3 separate regions of the Homo sapiens genome follow, and all the other regions are linked to region 1. Evidence: chromatin contacts called from ENCODE Hi-C data. All regions are on one chromosome and are shown on one strand. Each heading gives the region's core, a stretch centred on a gene start or an enhancer-like site at or near the end of the contact. The rest is flanking DNA. Distances are from core to core; before and after follow the strand shown.

Region 1 (3,100 bases), core at 181-2,680:
AGAGTGGCAATACCAAAAGGCTACTATTGCCCTAAGCAAACTTCAACAGTTAGCCATTTTAAATAAATACTACTGAATTAAGTAAAAATCGCTCTCCAGGGAAACCCCAAGGGTCTCATTCTCAGCCCAATGCAGATGGGTAAATTATCCAAGAACGACTGCTCTGAGAACGAGAAAGGCTACTCCTTTCCAGATGTCAAGCCAGACAGCAAAGAACCCTTTATACATAAGCTGAGAGCTGGAGATTACTGTCTGAAAATGGCAGCTTTGCCCATCTCTAGTCCATCGTCTCCCTTTTGGCATTATTCCACATTTTTCACTAACCATTTTTCTGCAGTCAGAAAACTTTAAGAAGGGAAGGCCGTTTTAAAAATGAGGCATAATTATGCCAACAGCTTGCGGGTTCATGGACCCACAAGAATTGCCAAGACTAGACTCAATTCCAAGCACGAGGACTGTCTGTTACTCCACAAACATGCTTAGATCGAATCCGAGACCGCAAACGGCTGTAACATGGAAGGAAAATATGTAAAAGAGGCACAAGGGCTCTGCTGCAACACTCACGCCATTTCCACCCTCCTCTCGCTGAGCACTCGAGGTTTATCCGGCTTTCAACTCAATTCGCACGTTAAGATGGTGACTCCCGCTAGGCGAGACTTACGCGGCCCGGGACCTTCCCGGGGACCAGGCGCCTTCTCGAGTGCCCAGATGGAGAAACTGGGGCTGGGCGAGCCCCCTTTGTCTCATCTATCAGCCCAGAGAAAGGAAGGAAGAAGTGAGGGAGGAAAGGAGTGAGGGAGGAAAGGAGGGAGGGAGGAAGGGGGCTAATCCCTCCCAGCCCCGCAGCCTGCGCAGGGGCGGGGAGCGAGGGGAAGCACCCGGGCCCTAGACCCCGGCGCCCCGGAGGGCAGCGTGCGGCGCCGGGCGCCCTACCTCGTCCTCCTGCTCGCTCCGGAAGCACAGGCACGCCGCCCGCTTCTTGAAGCCCTCGCGGTCGTAGGTCCGCGTCTGGTTGGGCTTGAACTTCATCATAGAGGCGGGCTCCTGCTGCTGCTGCTGCTGCTCCGGCCGCCGCCGTGGGGGCCCGGCCGCCGCCACCCCGCCGGGGAGTGGGGGCGAGGGCGAGTCGGGCGCAGGAGCGCCCGGGAGCGCTAGTCGGTGCGGGAGGTGCGGCGAGGCCGGTCAGTCCCGGGGCCGGCGGCCGCTCCGACGCGGGCGGGACGGGACGCTAGCGCGGGTCACTGGAACCAGGGTGCCGAGATGAAAGCTCCGCCTCTGCCCAGTTGTCCGCCGCTCTCCATGGAGCCCGACTCCCGCTCGCCTCCGCTCCCTCCGGCCGTAGCCGCCAGGGGAAGGGCGGCTAGAGGCGCGCGCCACGCGGAGACAGTTGCGAAGACCCGCTCCCACTGAGCAGCAGCACCGCGGCGACCGCGCGCCGCCCCCTCTGCTCTGTTTAAATGAAGCCCACATGCGCCCCGCCTCCCCCGCGCGCCACTGCGCCTGCGTGCAGAGACCATTGCAATGGGGTGGGTGGGTAGGTGTGGCGGGGGAGGTAGGGGCGGGACCTCGGCCGCCCGGTGGGCGGGGCCGCGCGCACTCCCGGGCTGGAGTTCGGCGAGGCCTTGGGACTGGCGCTGGAGCCCAGCGTGGGATGACCGTGCCCCGAAAACATGCCAGTGAATGGAAAGAAGCCAAGGTCCCCTCCCTCCCTGCTTATACCCTCAACTTTGCCAATGAGGACCCTAAATACCAGCTGCACTACAGGGGATGTAACTACATACACCGTCACCAAAGTTGCAGCCTGGCCAAGAAATGCCAGGGGACGTCGCGGCGATTGCAGACTCCGCGGTGACTGTGTAGATACGTCCAGAATTCGCCCTTGTAGCGCGGGGAGAGGCGAGAGTGAAGGCCTAGAAAAGTTAAGACGTTAACTGTTTTTTTTTTCTTTGTTTTCACAAATGGGGGGTAGGCAAATTTCCTTTTTTTTTTTTTGTATTTAAATTTTTAATCTTTGGTTGGGGATGGCTTGTATTATTTAAAGAGTCAACTCTAGCTTAAACGTTTCTTTGAAGCTGTCTATAACATCCCCCACTTTGTGCCACCTTCCGGAAAGTATTAATACTGGCAATGGCTAATAGTTGCGAAATGGTTTTCATGTGGATCTCATGCTAAGTAACAGCGCAGCTGGATGCTGGGGCCACAGCACTAAAATATAATGGGATTTCTGCTATCTGGGAGCTTACAGTACCTTGGGGACTTGGAACAAACAACCTCTACACTTCAGAGTGTTAGAAGGGCTAAGATAGGAGCCAGGAGGCCTGATCTTAAGGTAGCTCGAGAAACCCAAACTCAGGCCATTCTGCCCTTCCACAGAGGCCCAGGTTGCTTGGGTCCTGACTTGGTTGGTTGGTTTTTCACCCCTTGAGGGCCTATTGTGTGTCAGGCACTGGCATCTAACAAAACCAGTCAGCCCCTGCCTCTCCAGGAGCGTAGGCACCTGAGAGCACACCGTCAAATATTAAATGATCACACGTGTACACGTAAAACTACAAATGTAATGGGCTCTAAGGTTTCAGACAAAGATTTGACCAGATCTGCAGTCAGAAAAAGATTATTGGGGCAGCAAGGCAGGAGCTGAGGGCTGAAGGAGGAGGAGCTAAATTGACCAAGAGCTTTCAAGGCAAAGGGAACTGGGATTTCTGCAGAGCCCAAAGTGGGAGGGAGTGAGGAGAGTTCTCAGAAATGAAAGAAAAGGCCAGTGTGGCTGCAGAGCGGAGGCAAGCTGGTTCCGCCTCTGGCAGAGGGGCCTGTGAGGCCTGACTGAGAGGCTGGGGACCACTGGAGAGCTCAGAGCAGGCACTGGTCTTTCTAGTCTCCAACCTCCTTTAGATTTGGGACTGCTGCATCTAACTCATCTTGTTACTCCCAGAGCCCAGCAGATGTAAGTTTGTAGAATGGGTTAGTGTTGAATAAATAATTTAAGGAATGAGGCTTCACCACAATTAGAAATCTTATCAAGACTGCGCAGAGATGTTTTCCAAGCCATTGATTTCTTATTGAAGGCACTTGAAATTTAACTATGTCCAGGATTTACAAACAC
Region 2 (3,342 bases), core at 421-2,920, 5.3 Mb before region 1:
TTCTCGTTCAAGGAGGATGTCAGCTCTAGGTCCTCCTTGCTAAACACATTTCCCACAAAGCAACAGGAAACACTTTCTGATGTGATTTCTCAGACCAGGAGGACATGAGGAAAGAATAACAGCCTTTATAGTAAAATACTTGACGTTTCTAGCAACTTTATTTCAAATATAATGCAAATTTTTCCATGGGCATAAAACCCAGTTCACAATATCTGCAAGTTTTCAAAACATTAACAGAACTTTACACAATGTATAGAGTGAAAGAGTCTAAACGGGTTTATCAATTCATTCATTCAATACACATTTGTGCCCCTCCCTATATGTCAGACACCAAGACTACAGAAAAGATTGAGTCATTTGCCTGAAATAATTCACAGTCTACTCAAAGAAGAAAAAGAGAGAGAGAGTGGGAATGTGAATGCCCGAAGTGCAAAAACAGAGCACAAGTAACTTGGAGCTCACAGAAGGGGGCAATAATTATCAAGCTTCAATGACTGTTTTTGAAGTCACCAAATGTAGCACTTGGAAAAACAGGGACGGACGTAGGGCATTTGCCTATGCTTGTCAAGGCTTACAAAATGCCCAGCAGGGGCACAAAACTGATAAAAAGTTATTGATTCGAATCAAAACTCTCATTTTTTAAAATGTTAATAACGTTTTTGTCCTCTTAAACATAAAATGTTCCTTAATTTATAGTAATGAAATTCGATGTGAAAAAACAAGAATGAATGAATTTTTTAGGTGATGTCCAATAGCTAAGCAAATAAGACACTCTGGTTTTCTGAAACTAATTTCCAATTTCACCTAGTCCTGTTAAACTAAAATATGCAAATCTTAAATACGTTTTAAAACTGCACAACTTATCTGAACTAAGTCTCAAAACCTTTTGTAACCCACAACAAAATGGAAAGCCAAAACTCTTCATGGACGTAAAACAGAAAACAGCGCACGTTTATCCACGAAAACCCCAAGTTTACTACTTCCTCATTACAGAATTTCTCTTCCTGGTACAGGAGCAGGATGGTTATCAAATATTCCATGTCCTCAAATTCTCAGTCCCTGAAATCAGCTACCAAGCCTCCAAAGAACCTGGCTCGGGGAGAAAAGCGAGGAGGTCAACTTACCCAAGCCTTTGCGCCTAGGTCTTAGTGGGGAGGGCGGCACTGCCGGGACAAGACTGGGAGACTCCAGGCCGGTGGAGGGAAACGGCAACAGGAGTTTTCCACCGGGAATTAGGGGTGCAGGGCTCTGTCTCGCCACATACCCTTCGCCCCGGGGCAGGTCCGGGCCTCACAGGCGCCTCCCCTGGATCTCTGCAGCCCCGGGGCGCACGAAGACCCCCAGGGACCTCCGAAGGTTGGCGAGGTGGGCGTCCACCCAACGCAGCCTGACCCCACAGTCCCGGAGCGCCGCGGTGAGGCCCGGCCCACGGGCCGCCCTCCGGTGGACCCCACTACTGGACACAAAGGGAGGAGGTCTTCCCGGCCTGTGGCGCCCTTCCCCCGACGGCGGCTGCACCCCGGAGGGAGCCCGGCGCTACTCCGGATGCCGCTGCGGCACCTCAAGTCTTCGCGGGTCGCCGACTGCCCAGACTCCCCACCTCTGGTTCTATCCCTTTTGCCCGGGATAGAGCAGTCACGTCCACTCGCTACCTCTTCTTCTCCGCCTCTGGACAGCGGAGCAGTCAAATCCCGCCGGATCCACCCAGCCCGGACGGCGCGCGCCCGCTTATGCAAATAAACACACCCCAAGCCCCAAGGGGCGGCCACCGCTGCCGCCGCGCACTCCTGCCACGGCTCATGCCCGCGCGCGTAGAAGTGCCCGCCTACCCCGCGGACGGGGCGTGGCTAAGCCTCAGGGACGCGCCGCGTTCCCACCAATGCCGGACTCGGGCAGCGGCGGCGCGCCCGACGTGGCGCGCGCGACCCCTTCGTCCTGCCCCTCCTCCTCGGGTCCCGTCGGCCTGCGCGCGCCCGGGAGTTTGAATTTCCTCGGATTTGGAGCAATATCGCAGTGGAAGGCGCTGTGGGTTGAGGTCGCCGCCCACCTCTCCTAGGGGAACTATGGAGCTGGCAGCTGAAAGACTCAGTGAAGCAACGAGGATGCCGGGGAGAGGGAAGGGGCTGGGCTCTGGGCGGTGCCAAGTCTGTGAGGGGGCGCGGTCACCGCCCAGGGTTCCCACGAACGCCAAGGCGGCCACGTCCTGCTCCCCCTGGTGAAGAAGCTGCCCTGGGCTTGTCGTCCTAGGGTCTCCAGACATGTCTGAGGTGAAGAGCCGGAAGAAGTCGGGGCCCAAGGGAGCCCCTGCTGCGGAGCCCGGGAAGCGGAGCGAGGGCGGGAAGACCCCCGTGGCCCGGAGCAGCGGAGGCGGGGGCTGGGCAGACCCCCGAACGTGCCTGAGCCTGCTGTCGCTGGGGACGTGCCTGGGCCTGGCCTGGTAAGTGGACGCGAGGCTGCCTGGGCCGGCCTCCTGTGGGCCCCCTGCTGTTTGGGCTCCCACCCGGCTCAACATCCAGCCGGAGGTGATCCAACCTCCCAGACCTGGGCCTTCTGTGCCTCTGTCTTGACCCCAAAGGAAGGAAACAGCCCAGCCTTGTTTTTCCCTTTCGGGCGTTTCTTGTATCTCATTTCCCCCCGTGCTGGTAGCATGCCCCTATCGCTCAGAAGGAGTTGAGGCTAAGGTTTGGGAACGAGCCATTTGTTAAGAGCTGCAGATTCGGCCACGCTTTCTGAAGCTCCCGCTACACGTCAGAAGCGTTCACGTTGTTATAAACCGTTACTTCCTGTCCGCTGTGCCCCATTCCGGGACACATCTGCCCCACCCTACTCACCCCATAAATACCTAATGGAAATACTTGCAACCTTAAAACAGATCATTATGTTTGGAGACCGAGGCAGGTGGATCACTTGAGGTCAGGAGTTCGAGACTAGCCTGGCCAACATGGTGAAACCCCATCTCTACCAAAAATACGAATAATCAGCCGGGCGTGGTGGCGGGCGCCTGTAGTCCCAGTTCCTCCGGAGGCTGAGGCAGGAGAATCGCTTGAACCCGGGAGGCGGAGGTTGCTATGAGCCAAGATCGCATCACTGCACTCCAGCCTGGGCGACCGAGCGAGACTCCGTCTCAAAAAAAAAAAAAAAAGAAAACCATATCATTATGCTCCCAAAGGAGCAAACGTTATAGTAGCAGAGCTTGGAGGAGTGCTCATATTTTGATCACCGTGCATGCATTATGAATTTAAGGTCTTTTATTAAGTAAGTTACAGATTGAATATGGTAAAGCTACAAAAACATAGCACTTGTGTTCACTTAAAACTAACCAGTTGCAGTTTTAAAATCAGG
Region 3 (3,359 bases), core at 167-2,666, 6.8 Mb before region 1:
CAGTCTGAACAGTTGGCTACATCTGGCCAAAACTCAGTGATTGGCACAGGTGTGGGCTATGGTCGGTTTATACCTCTGCTTATTTTCATAAGTTCATGATGTACAGAAAAACCTTTAGGCTGAACTCAATTACGTAAGGAGGCAGTGTTAGGCTAAACTTGACTTAACACTGAGTAATTTTTTTTTTTTTTGAGACAGTCTTGCTCTGTCGCCCAGGCTGGAGTGCAGTGGCTTGATCTCAGCTCACTGCAACATTTGCCTCCCGGGTTCAAGCAATTCTCCTGCCTCAGCCTCCTGAGTAGCTGGGATTACAGGCGCCCGCCACTATGCCCAGCTAATTTTTGTATTTTTTTTTTGTAGACACAGAGTTTCACCATGTTGGTCAGGCTGGTCTTGAACTCCTGACCTCAAGTGATCTGCCTGCCTCGGCCTCCCAAAGTGCTGGGATGACAGAAGTCGTCATTTTAATCTCTGAAAATGTTAGCTCTGTTTGGGATTGGGTGGGGTGGAGGTGTAGAATTGTAACAGTTTTCCCTAGTTCAACAATTTCCTTCCTTCCTTACAGAACTTTTCATATGATATTTACACCTTTAGGTTCAACCTAGTGAAGTGGGTAAGGCTGATGATTAATCTATTTCACAGATGATTAAAATGAAACTAATAGTAAAGAAATTATTTTCCCCAGGATAACACAGCTAGAAAATACCAGAGCCAGGACTTGAATTATACACCTTCTAATTCCTAGGTCCTAGACTACTAGGAACCATTGTCAACCTTTACTTCCCTTAGAATAGCAATAACCAAAGGAAACATTAAATTGCCACATTTAGGTAAGGGAAAGGCAGGACACCTTAACAAAAGAAAAAAAAAAAACACCAAAAACAAAAACCTAAGGAAGAATATGAAGAAAGGTGAGTAGGTCAAGAGAGCAAAGCAAGCACAGGAGTTAATGGCCGATTCTTAAAACATTCTAAGGAGGCCGGGTGCAGTGGCTCACGCCTGTAATGTCAGCACTTTGGGAGGCTAGGAGGGTGGATCACGAGGTGAGAAGTTCGAGACCTACTGGCCAATATGGTGAAACCTCGTCTCTAATAATACAAAAATTAGCCGGCCGTGGTGGTGCGCACCTGTAATCCCAGCTACTCAGGAGGCTGAAGCAGGAGAATCGCTTGAACCCTGGAGGTGGAGGTTGCAATGAGCCGAGATCGTACCACTGGACTCCAGCCTGTGTGACAGAGCAAGACTTGTCTCAAAAAAAAAAACAAACAAGCAAAAAAATAAAAAACATTCTGAGGAAATGAATAAGGGAAGTAGGACGTGGAAGTAAAAATCAGCGACGGGTCAGCGATGGAGGCGGGAACACCAGCAGAGGGAAGGAGGGAGGATTAAGGCCAAGAAGGATGGTGTATTGAGAGTCAAGGGCCCTGTGTCGCGAGGGCTAAGAACCCTGGCGCCAATGCCACAAACCTCCCGCCCCCGCCCAGAGCCCAGCCAGAGCCCAGCCAGAGCCCGCCCAGAGCCCGCCCAGAGCCGGCGTTGGCCCCGCCCCGCCTCGTGCCGGCCCCGCCTGGAGCCGCCCCGCCCCCGCCCTCCACCGAGTCTCTTAGGTGATGCTGCAGCCAAGATGGCGCCCGCGGCGGCCGTGGCGGCCTGAGCGTGATGCTCCGGGTTCTCGGCGGCGGCTGTGGCCTTGGCCGGGGCCTTGGGTCTCTCCCGGTCGTGAGCGATCAGCGCCTCTCCGCCGGCCGGGCTAGCCGGGACAGAGAGGAGACGGCCACGAAGAGAGGAGGCAGTGAGCAACAGGACGAGACCGCGGCGTCTCCAGCCTCGGTACCATGGCCGGGATCATCAAGAAACAAATCTTGAAGCACCTCTCCAGGTCAGTGAGCGCCTCGGTGTCGGCGCCAGTCGGCCTCCACCCCAGCCCGCACTGGAGTCAGCCTGCGGCTTCGGGGGCGGCGGCGCCTGGCGGCTGTGCGGGAGGCGACCTTCGGACTTCCCCGCTCTGGCCGGGGCAGAGGTCGCGGCCCCGGATCTCTTGTCGCCGGCGGCGCCGGGGGCTGGCCTCACGAATCGGCCCCTGACGCGTCTTCTCCCAGGGTGGGCGCGCGGAGGAGCCCGGAGTGCGGAGCGCGGCGGGCTGGGATCGCTCCCGGCGCGGCGTCTGGGGGCGTCCCGGCTCGGCTCTGTGCGGTACTGAGCGGAGGCTGGAGGTGGCCTGGCGTCACCCAAGTGCCTGGTTAATGTGCTGGGCTCTAACTCGAGTTCGGTGCTCCTTCCCCTTGGAGCAGAGCGGTTCCGTTAACCGAGGGCTTCTGGCGCAGTGTGGACGCTCAGTGGAGGCTGTGTTCTCAGTGGAACGTTAACCTTGTGATTGTTCTGAATTCCTCCCACCTTGGCGTTCCCGCTCTGTGGCATCAGAGGGTGTGCCTGTTTGCACAGTTAGGATTTGTTTTAGGTAAATAAGCAGAGTTCGCAGCTTTGGCAGGTTCTTTCTGGAGTCCTATGAGACCCACATCATTATTACTGAACATTTTTTTTTTTTGGTTTTTGCTCTTTTTCCTCTGCAACTCTAAAATTCAGGGAGTTAACATCTGTGGTGATTAAACCCAAGACATGTCATTCTCTCCATTTCATAACGCGGTTTTAGTCAGAAACATGACTCAGTAAGGCTGGCAGTTTGTTACTGCTCTTGGCTTCTCCGTGTTTGTCTCAAGACACAGGCTAAATGTAGGCTCTTGTTCCAAGTTGTTACCAGCGAACTCAAAGCCCTTGGTTAGGATCCCTTTCTGTTCGATTTGTAAGTTAATTTTAACTAATTTTGGGAAGACACGGGTATGATTATAGACTTGTATAGTAAACATAATTCTTGATTCCCCAGATTGTCTTATACCACAGGTTATATATTGGGAACAGAATTCTACTTCTGTGATTCAGCAAATATTTTCCTCACTTATAATACTGAATAAGATATAGCACTTTTCTTAAAAGTAGCAAAGTATAGCAGCGTGTGTGTGTGTGTGTACATATATATACATATGTACATATATACATATACATATATACACATATATACACATACATATATATGTGTACTACATATATATGTGTATACACTACACATATATATGTGTATATATGTAGTATTTTTTTAGTAGAGACTGGGTTTCACCAGGCCAGGCTGGTCTTGAACTCCCAACCTCAGGTGATCCGCGGTCCTCGGCCTCCCAGAGTGCTGGGATTACAGGTGTGAGCCCCCACGCCCTGCATGAATATGTATTTCTTAATGTTATCACTCATTGAAAAGTTTCTTTTAAAATTATATATATGGCCCAATCTTGAACTATCTTATTTTGGAA

Evidence for each region. Hi-C counts contacts between places; a loop is a spot of excess contacts on that map. Pooled maps may share reads with other maps.
Region 2: a loop to region 1 is called in a pooled map, with 16 times the contacts of the local background. The contact joins the promoter of APAF1 here to the promoter of NUDT4 in region 1. A Hi-C loop is called at or near these places in 6 of 50 pooled maps.
Region 3: a pooled map shows a loop between it and region 1 (14-fold over the local background). The contact joins the promoter of BLTP3B-DT here to the promoter of NUDT4 in region 1. A Hi-C loop is called at or near these places in 4 of 50 pooled maps.

What each region holds. Positions count from the first base shown.
Region 1 is chr12:93,376,255-93,379,354 of GRCh38, reverse strand. It overlaps NUDT4 (nudix hydrolase 4), which reads right to left and starts at 1,430. Exons shown (of 5, transcript NM_019094.6): 1 at 934-1,430. The coding sequence starts at 1,032. LOC643339 (a long non-coding RNA gene) reads left to right here and starts at 1,619. Exons shown (of 5, transcript NR_040096.1): 1 at 1,619-1,918. RefSeq lists silencers at 799-1,098, 1,319-1,658 and an enhancer at 895-1,834.
Region 2 is chr12:98,643,618-98,646,959 of GRCh38, reverse strand. It overlaps APAF1 (apoptotic peptidase activating factor 1), which reads right to left and starts at 1,670. Exons shown (of 27, transcript NM_181861.2): 1 at 1,125-1,670. IKBIP (IKBKB interacting protein) reads left to right here and starts at 2,172. Exons shown (of 3, transcript NM_153687.4): 1 at 2,172-2,437. The coding sequence starts at 2,259. RefSeq lists silencers at 1,266-1,475, 1,796-1,995 and enhancers at 1,572-2,199, 2,200-2,826, 2,827-3,342.
Region 3 is chr12:100,141,112-100,144,470 of GRCh38, reverse strand. It overlaps BLTP3B-DT (BLTP3B divergent transcript), which reads right to left and starts at 1,416. Exons shown (of 2, transcript NR_186018.1): 1 at 1,128-1,416. BLTP3B (bridge-like lipid transfer protein family member 3B) reads left to right here and starts at 1,597. Exons shown (of 21, transcript NM_015054.2): 1 at 1,597-1,879. The coding sequence starts at 1,836. RefSeq lists silencers at 1,433-1,612, 1,933-2,182 and an enhancer at 1,289-2,052.